Linked DNA regions of Homo sapiens: region 2 is linked to region 1. Evidence: chromatin contacts called from ENCODE Hi-C or POLR2A ChIA-PET data. All regions are on one chromosome and are shown on one strand. The core of a region is the stretch at or near the end of the contact, and the rest is flanking DNA. Distances in the headings are between cores, read along the strand shown. Region 1 holds the start of TIMM17B (translocase of inner mitochondrial membrane 17B). Region 2 holds the start of GPKOW (G-patch domain and KOW motifs).

Evidence for each region. Hi-C counts contacts between places; a loop is a spot of excess contacts on that map. ChIA-PET counts read pairs that join two places held with the same protein, here RNA polymerase II (POLR2A). Pooled maps may share reads with other maps.
Region 2: a map of naive thymus-derived CD4-positive, alpha-beta T cell shows a loop between it and region 1 (2.4-fold over the local background). The contact joins the promoter of GPKOW here to the promoter of TIMM17B in region 1. A Hi-C loop is called at or near these places in 1 of 168 maps with a recorded cell type or tissue (naive thymus-derived CD4-positive, alpha-beta T cell), 2 of 37 single-sample maps with no recorded cell type and 10 of 50 pooled maps. POLR2A ChIA-PET finds 5 or more read pairs at or near these places in 2 of 52 experiments (AG04450 and Panc1).

The regions. Positions count from the first base shown.
Region 1 is chrX:48,895,985-48,899,607 of GRCh38, forward strand. It overlaps TIMM17B (translocase of inner mitochondrial membrane 17B), which reads right to left and starts at 1,784. Exons shown (of 6, transcript NM_001395498.1): 1 at 1,740-1,784; 2 at 775-874. The coding sequence starts at 1,765. It overlaps PQBP1 (polyglutamine binding protein 1), which reads left to right and starts at 1,946. Exons shown (of 7, transcript NM_001032382.2): 1 at 1,946-2,098; 2 at 2,508-2,592. The coding sequence starts at 2,526. RefSeq lists enhancers at 1,300-1,449, 1,480-1,679, 1,970-2,339, 2,390-2,609.
Region 2 is chrX:49,121,994-49,125,651 of GRCh38, forward strand. It overlaps GPKOW (G-patch domain and KOW motifs), which reads right to left and starts at 1,742. Exons shown (of 11, transcript NM_015698.6): 1 at 1,554-1,742; 2 at 629-783; 3 at 405-529. The coding sequence starts at 1,729. RefSeq lists enhancers at 1,412-2,065, 2,066-2,719.

The DNA of each region.
Region 1 (3,623 bases), core at 534-3,033:
AAATACATACATAAATAATTAGCCGGGCATGGTGGCGCAGTCCTGTGGTCCCAGCTACTTGGGAGGCTGAGGTGGGAGGATCACTTGAGCCTGGGAGGCGGAGGCTGTAGTGACCCATGATCAGGCCACTGCACGCCAGCCTGGGCAACAGGGCAAGATGCTGTCTCAAAAAAAAAAAAAAAAAAAAAAACATGGCCAGGCACAGTGGCACACGCCTGTAATCCCAGCACTTTGGGAGGCCGAGGTAGGTGGATCACCTGAGGTCCAGAGTTCAAGGCCAGCCTGGCCAACATAGTGAAACCCCATTTCTACTAAAATTACAAAAATTCGTCAGGTCTGGTGGCACATGCCTGTAGTCCCAGCTACTTGGGAGGCTGAGACAGGAGAATTGCCTGAACCCAGGAGGCAGAGGTTGCAGTGAGCCAAGAGCGTGCCACTGCACTCTAGCCTGGGCAACAGAGCAAGACTGTCTCAAAAAAAAAAAAAACTGTCTGGCTTTGCACATACATTTAAAATTTGGTGATGACTCTTTGAACGACACAGCATTTCCACAGAGGAGCTCCAGTTGGGTGGGGTGGAGGGTGGAAGACAGAGGCCATGTTTGCAATCCCTACAAAATCCCAGATACAGGAGCCAGGCTCGGCACATAGTAGGTGAGTGGGCACCAGAATGAATAAGTGCACGTGACTGGCAGCTCCAAGCAGTTTTCAGAGCAGCCTCCCTTGTGGGCAAGATAGCTAACCCCACACCAACCCAGGGAAGGCCTGGACTCACAACAGGGGCATTGCGGAAACCCTTGATGGCCTGGAAGACTCCGCCACCGATGACACCCATAGTGAAGGCTCCACCGCAATCATCCACAATTCGCCATGGGCTGCAAGCAGGAAGGGAAGGACGGGGTTAATGTGAGCCCTCCCCCAGGTCCTGTCACACGAACTCTTTTCTAACTGGGAGAAACCAAGTCACCAGAATGGGAAGTTCCTAAGTAGGAACAAACACTTCAGATAATAATGAGCTAGTTCTGTCACGCTTTTTCCACACACCCCCCCATTAAAGCGAGAAATGGGGCAAAGGGGGAGAAATATTAGTCTTCGCCCTGTCTACCAACCAAGGAATCAGCCAACGGTTTTACTGTGATCAAAGATTAAATGAATTGGCACACGCAGAGTTGACGTTTCAATAAGCGACATAGGCGTGTTAACTAGCCAAGACAGACTGTCAGCAAAGCAGGACCGCGTCGCACCCCTTCTCCGACGGTGAGCCCGTCCAACCATGCCCCGCCCCTTTTCAATCCGGCACAACTGGGAAAAACCAAGAGCGACCGCGGGAAGCATCCACCGTCCCCGCCGGCCCTCAACAGGTTCATCCGTGCCCCGCCCCCCACTGACAAAGGCGACCTGGGAAAAACCACTGGCGGCAACTCTGGGGATTTCCGGTCAACACCGTACCACCCCTAGCCGGGATGGATCGTCCAGCGTGTCTTTTTTCGTTAACAGGGCTAGGAGATTACGAAGTCAGGAGAAACATGGCGTGGTTCGGCCTTCGCCGCACCTTCTCTGGTTGTGGCCCCTCATAACGGAGCCCGAATGACAGGAACCGAGTGGGGGTAGCGGGAGATACGTTAAGAGTCCCCCGAGTCTGGTACATGGCTCTGTGCGGCCGATGCCTCCCCCGCCCGACCCCCACGGCTGGCCTTGGCGTCGCAGCAATATTCCGGATGCCTGTGCCCATTGCCGTACCAGGGCTCCCGAGCGTACTCCTCCATGGCGCTGGCGTCTGGCCGCGCAGTCAGGCCACGCCCCCAGCGTAGACGCACACCGGCGTCGGAGCTTTCCGCCTATTACCGGGCAGCGATTGGGTCGCTATACCGCATGTCACGCCAAGGACGCACTCTCATTGGCCAATCGAGTTTCTGCCATTTGTTCATTGCCTCCTGAGCGTAGTCCAGTTACTTTCAGGCTCGGGGAGTGAAGGCCTCGTTGAGAGAAGGTCTCATTCGGTGTTTTGGGAAGAGAGTCGTGTGGGCCCAGGTATCGTAGCGGCGACACGAGAGAGACGGGCGGTGTGACAGCCTTCCACTACCTGCACGAGTGTATTGGTAACGTTGGGGTGGGTGCACTCTTTTGGAGCTGGAGGAAGTGCTGCCCTCTGCTCCCCCATCCCAGCGCTTTGGTTTCTCCCACCCGGCAGTCATGGGGACGCTGGATGAGCCCATTTCTGAAGTGCGGAGGGGCCGGGCTTCTTAGGCTGTGGGCGGAGCCTGGGCCTGGGAGAGGAACAGGGCCCTGGAGCACCTGGTTTCGGGGACAGTAGGGTTGGTGGGAGTTGCGATGATATTGCCACCTACCTCTTACATCTTTTAGTGCGTATGTTCTGTCCACCCAGCTACTGGTTCATTTGAGTAGATCGGAGTCAGATGAGTACATGTTTACGGGAGGCGCTTGGTTACGGGATCCAGATAGGAATCTTTATCTGAGCTGCTTGTCAGTTTGTTCGTCTGTCCCTAGGTCTGTCTGCTATCAGCTATGCCGCTGCCCGTTGCGCTGCAGACCCGCTTGGCCAAGAGAGGCATCCTCAAACATCTGGAGCCTGGTGAGACAGCTAAAAGCAGATGGTCCTAACACGTGCCAGCCTCGACAGGCACTTTTGTTGTTGATACTGACGCTTGATACCTAGCATGGGCCAACTGTGCACCAAGCAATGGGGTGGCAGGCATTTTTCGTTGTTAACAATGTGGATTCCTGACATCCATCCCTACCGCGTGTCAAGTGGAGGGGGTTGGGGGAATAGATATTTCATTCTTTTTTTTTTTTTTTTTTTTTTTTTTTTTTTTTTTTTTTGAGGCAGAGTCTTATTGTGCACCCAGGCTGGAGTGCAGTGGCGCGATCTCGGCTCACTAAAACCTCCGCCTTCCAGGTTCAAGCGATTCTCCTGCCTTAACTTCCCGAGTAGTTGGGACTACAGGCACGCCCCGCCCCACCACACCTGGCAATTTTTTTTTTTTTTTTTTTGAGACAGAGTCTCGGTCTGTCGCCCAGGCTGGAGTGCTGTGGCGTGATCTCGTCTCACTGCAACCTCCGCCTCCCGGGCTCAAGCGATTTTCCTGTCTCAGCCTCCCAAGTAGCTGGGATTACAGGCACGTGATACCACACCCGGCTGATTTTTGCATTTTTAGTAGAGACGGGTTTCACCATGTTGGCTAGGCTGGCCTCTAACTCCTGACCTCAGGTGATCCACCCCCCACCCTTGGCTTTCCAAAGGGTTGGGATTACAGGCATAAGCCACTGTGCCCGGCAGATATTTCATTCTTAACAATACTGACTGGCTGGGCGTGGCGGCTCAAGCTGGCATTCCCAGCACTTTAGGAGGCTGAGGCGGGTAGATTGCTTGAGTTTAGGGATTAAGAGATTAGCCTGAGCAACATGGCAAAACCCCGTCTTTACAAAAAATACAAAAATTAATCGTGTGTTGTGGTGCATGCCTGTAGTCCCAGCTACTTGGGAGGCTGAGGTGAGAGGATCTCTTGAGCCTAGGATGTCAAGGGTGCAGTGAGCCGAGATTGTGCCACTGCACTCCAGCCTGGCCGACACATGGAGACCCTGTCTGAAAAAAATCCAAAAAAA
Region 2 (3,658 bases), core at 492-2,991, 230 kb after region 1:
AAAAGCCAAAGTCCTCACAATGGCCTACAAGGCCCTGCCTGGTCTAGCACCCCCATCTCCTTTCTGACTTCGTCTACTACCCCTTCCCCTTACTCATTCCACTTCAGTCACACTGGTCTCCTTGGTGTTCCGCAAACACTTTAGGCAGTGTCTACCTTCAGGGCCTTTACATTTCCTGTTCCCTTTGCTGCACACCTCATTCAGATAATCCTAGGATTCAAGTACGTTTTTAGCATCCAGATACCCAGATTCATTTGGTAATGCTTCCAAAATGATGACAGGAGAAGGGGCAGGTGGCGGGCCTCTAGCACACACACAGACTTTCCCTGCTACGTGCAGGGACACAGCCTGGCGGACAGGGCAAAGAAAGGCTGGGGCAGGAGGGGGACAAGGGGCCAGCTCACTGTCTCTGCCCGGGGTTCGCTGTCTGCCCCTTCCCCGCTGGGGGTGCATCCTTTCTGGATCATGGGGATAGCGAGCGTGGGGTCGACACCCGCATTCTCTCTCTCTTCCAGAGACTTCTTGGATTCTAAAGGAAGAATAGGAGGGAGCAATGAAGTCCCACTCTATCCTTCCACCTTCTTCCTCTTCTTCCTTCAATGGGGAAGGGTAAAGGGGTATCACTCACCCGCAATGAGCTCCTTCACAGCCTGGGACACCACCCCATCCGCCAAGGCCCCAGTATCTGTGGATGGCCCAGGGGGCCGGGCTGGTGGCTGCCTGCGATGGCCATTCTGGATCAAAGGGATGACGAGTTCCTTGGGGGCCTCCTGGGGCTTCACACTGATGTGGACACAGAGGGGTGGGGTTGGGAGAATGGCAGGGTCAGTGGGTCACACTCCTTCATTCAGAGAAAACACAAGAGCCAAACTCACCCCAGCCCCACAGACCATGTCTTCCCTACTCCATGTCTGGATCTCCTGTTCCTCTCTGATCGTGCATTCTCTGGATTATCTCCCCAGTGCCCCCAACTCATAAATGTCAGTGCCTTCGAGAAATAAGTCCTGCACTCTCTGTTTAACTCAATACCGGCTTCTACAATGGCCCACAAATCACTATCTTCAGCCCAGACCTTCCCCAGCTCCAGGTTCCCAAACAGCTTCCTAGATGCCTGATTCTCTTCTGGAAATCCCTCCCTCAGACCCCTCAGACACTCCTCTCCTCATTAAGCTGATGGTGGCCTCCATCAACCTGAATCTGCCGCTCCATCCCGTTCCCCATATCGGGGACGCCTCAGCCCTTCAGTTGAGACACTAGCAGGTCCTGTCATTTTCTCATTCTTTCCTTCTCCCAGAACGCACAGACCTTAGTGTCTTCAAGTCCTAAAGACACTTCTTCTCAGTAATACATCCTCTCTTCGCAATTCCCACAGCTATCAGGCCCAATTTCCTCACCCCCTCCTATAAACTCCCGCCTTCTGGCCTCCACGAATTTACTCAGGCTGTGCTTCAGGCTTAACAGGTCACTGTCACCAAGACAAACAACTGAGATTCCTCCCTCCCGCTTACGCCCACCGCAGAGATTTCCAAGGGGTGAAAGACCCGGCGCGTCACCTCTGCAGCTCCCTCCCTTCCACGGTTTTCAAGAAATCCTTCTCCTCCGGAGATGGCCCCGCGCCGTCTCCCGAGTCGGCCAGCCGCCTCCGTGCGGACGTGCGAGTGAAGCCGAATGAAATTGGGGCAGTGGAAGCAGCCGTCAGCGGCAAAACACCCTCTTTGGAGTCAGCCATCTTGCTCCTTTTCCCAGGCCGGCGCGCTGCTTGCTGGGAAATTTAGTTTGGGTTCAGATCGCTAGGGGCCGGCCAAAGTGCGTAAAAACTACCTTCCCATCAACCACTGTGGCACCGGCGGGAGGGGGCGGTAAGGGGCCGTGGGAAGTAATTGTCGCTCTTTCAAACGTGGTGGGAGCGCGTCGCGCCAAGCGCCCAGGGAAATGTAGTTTTTTTTTTGTTTGTTTTGTTTTGTTTTTTAAGATGGAGTCTCGCTCTGTTTCACAGGCTGGAGTGCAGTGGCGTGATCTCGGCTCACTGCAACCTCCGCCTCCCAGGTTCAAGCGATTCTCCTGCCTCAGCCTCCCGAGTAGCTGAGACTAAAGGCATGCGCCACCACGCCTGGCTAATTTTTGTATTTTTAGTAGAGACGGGGTTTCACCGTGTTAGCCAGGATGGTCTCGATTTCCTGACCTCGTGATTCTCCTGCCTCGGCCTCCCACAGTGCTGGGATTACAGGTGTGAGCCACCACGCCTGGCTGGAAATGTAGTTTTTAGCGGGGTAGGCATGGTGGAAGGTGGATTCATTCTTGCCAGACATTAATCTTCCTTCGTGTAGGCGTTTGACAAGTATTTATGGAGCGCCTAATGTGTGCCCTACTTATGTGGGAAGTGTTGATGAAGTAAATCATTTAGAAATAATCAGCTGGGTGTGGTGGCGCGCACCTGTAGTTCCATTTACTCCGCAGGCTGAGGCAGGAGGATGGCCTGAGGCCTGGGAATTCGAGGCTGCACTTAGCTCTTATCGCACCACTGCATTCCAGCCTGGGTGACAGAGCGAGACCCCATCTCTAAAAAAGAAAAAGGTCGGGGGTGGGGGGGATGGAGCGTCAGTTGTGTACAATAATAAATAATAGACATAAAATAAATAATAGACATAAAAAACCCCGTCTCTACTGAAAATACAAAAATTAGAGGGGTGTGGTGGCTCATGCCTGTAATCCCAGCATTTTGGGAGGCCGAGGCTGGTGGATCACCTGAGGTCAGGACTTTGAGACCAGCCTGACTCATATGGTGAAACCCTGTCTCTACTAAAAATACAAAAATTAGCCGGGCGTGGTGGTGGCGCCTGTATCCCCAGCTACTTGGGAGGCTGAGACAGGAGGATTGCTTGAATCCGGGAGACAGAGTTTGCAGTGAGCCGAGATCCTGCCACTGCACTCCAGCCTGGGCGACAGAGCGAGACTCCGTCTTAAAAAAGAAAAAAGAAAGAAAGAAAGAAATAGTGCCTATTGGCCAGGCTCATACCCGTAATCCCAGCACTTTAGGAGGCCGAGGCGGGCGGATCACTTGAGGCCAGTAGTTCGAGACCAGCCTGGCCAACATGGTGAAACCCCGTCTCTACTGAAAATACAAAAATTAGCGGGGTGTGGTGGCGCATGCCTGTAATCCCAGCTACTCGGGAGGTTGAGGCAGGAGAATCGCTTGAACCCGGGAGGCGGAGGTTACAGTGAGCCGAGATCTCAACACTCCGGCCTGGGCTATAGAGTGACACTCAGTCTCAAAAACAAAAGAAAAACAAAAGAAAAACAAAAAAAAAAAAAAAAAAAAAAGAAAAAGAATAGTGCCTACTGATGTCAGATTTTAATACTCAACAAGGCACTAGATTCAAATATCAATAAAATAGGCTGGGCACAGTGGCTCATGCCTGTAATCCCAGCACTTTGGGAGACCTAGGCGGGCGGACCACCTGAGGTCAAGAGTTTGAGACCAGCCTGGCCAACATGGCAAAACCCAATCTCCACTAAAAATACAAAAATTAGCCGGGTGTGGTGGCACATGCTTGTAATCCCAGCTACTCGGGAGGTGGAGGCAGGAGAATCGCTTGAACCTAGTAGGTGGAAGTTGCAGTGAGCCAAGATTGCCCCACTGCACTCCAGCCTGGGCAAC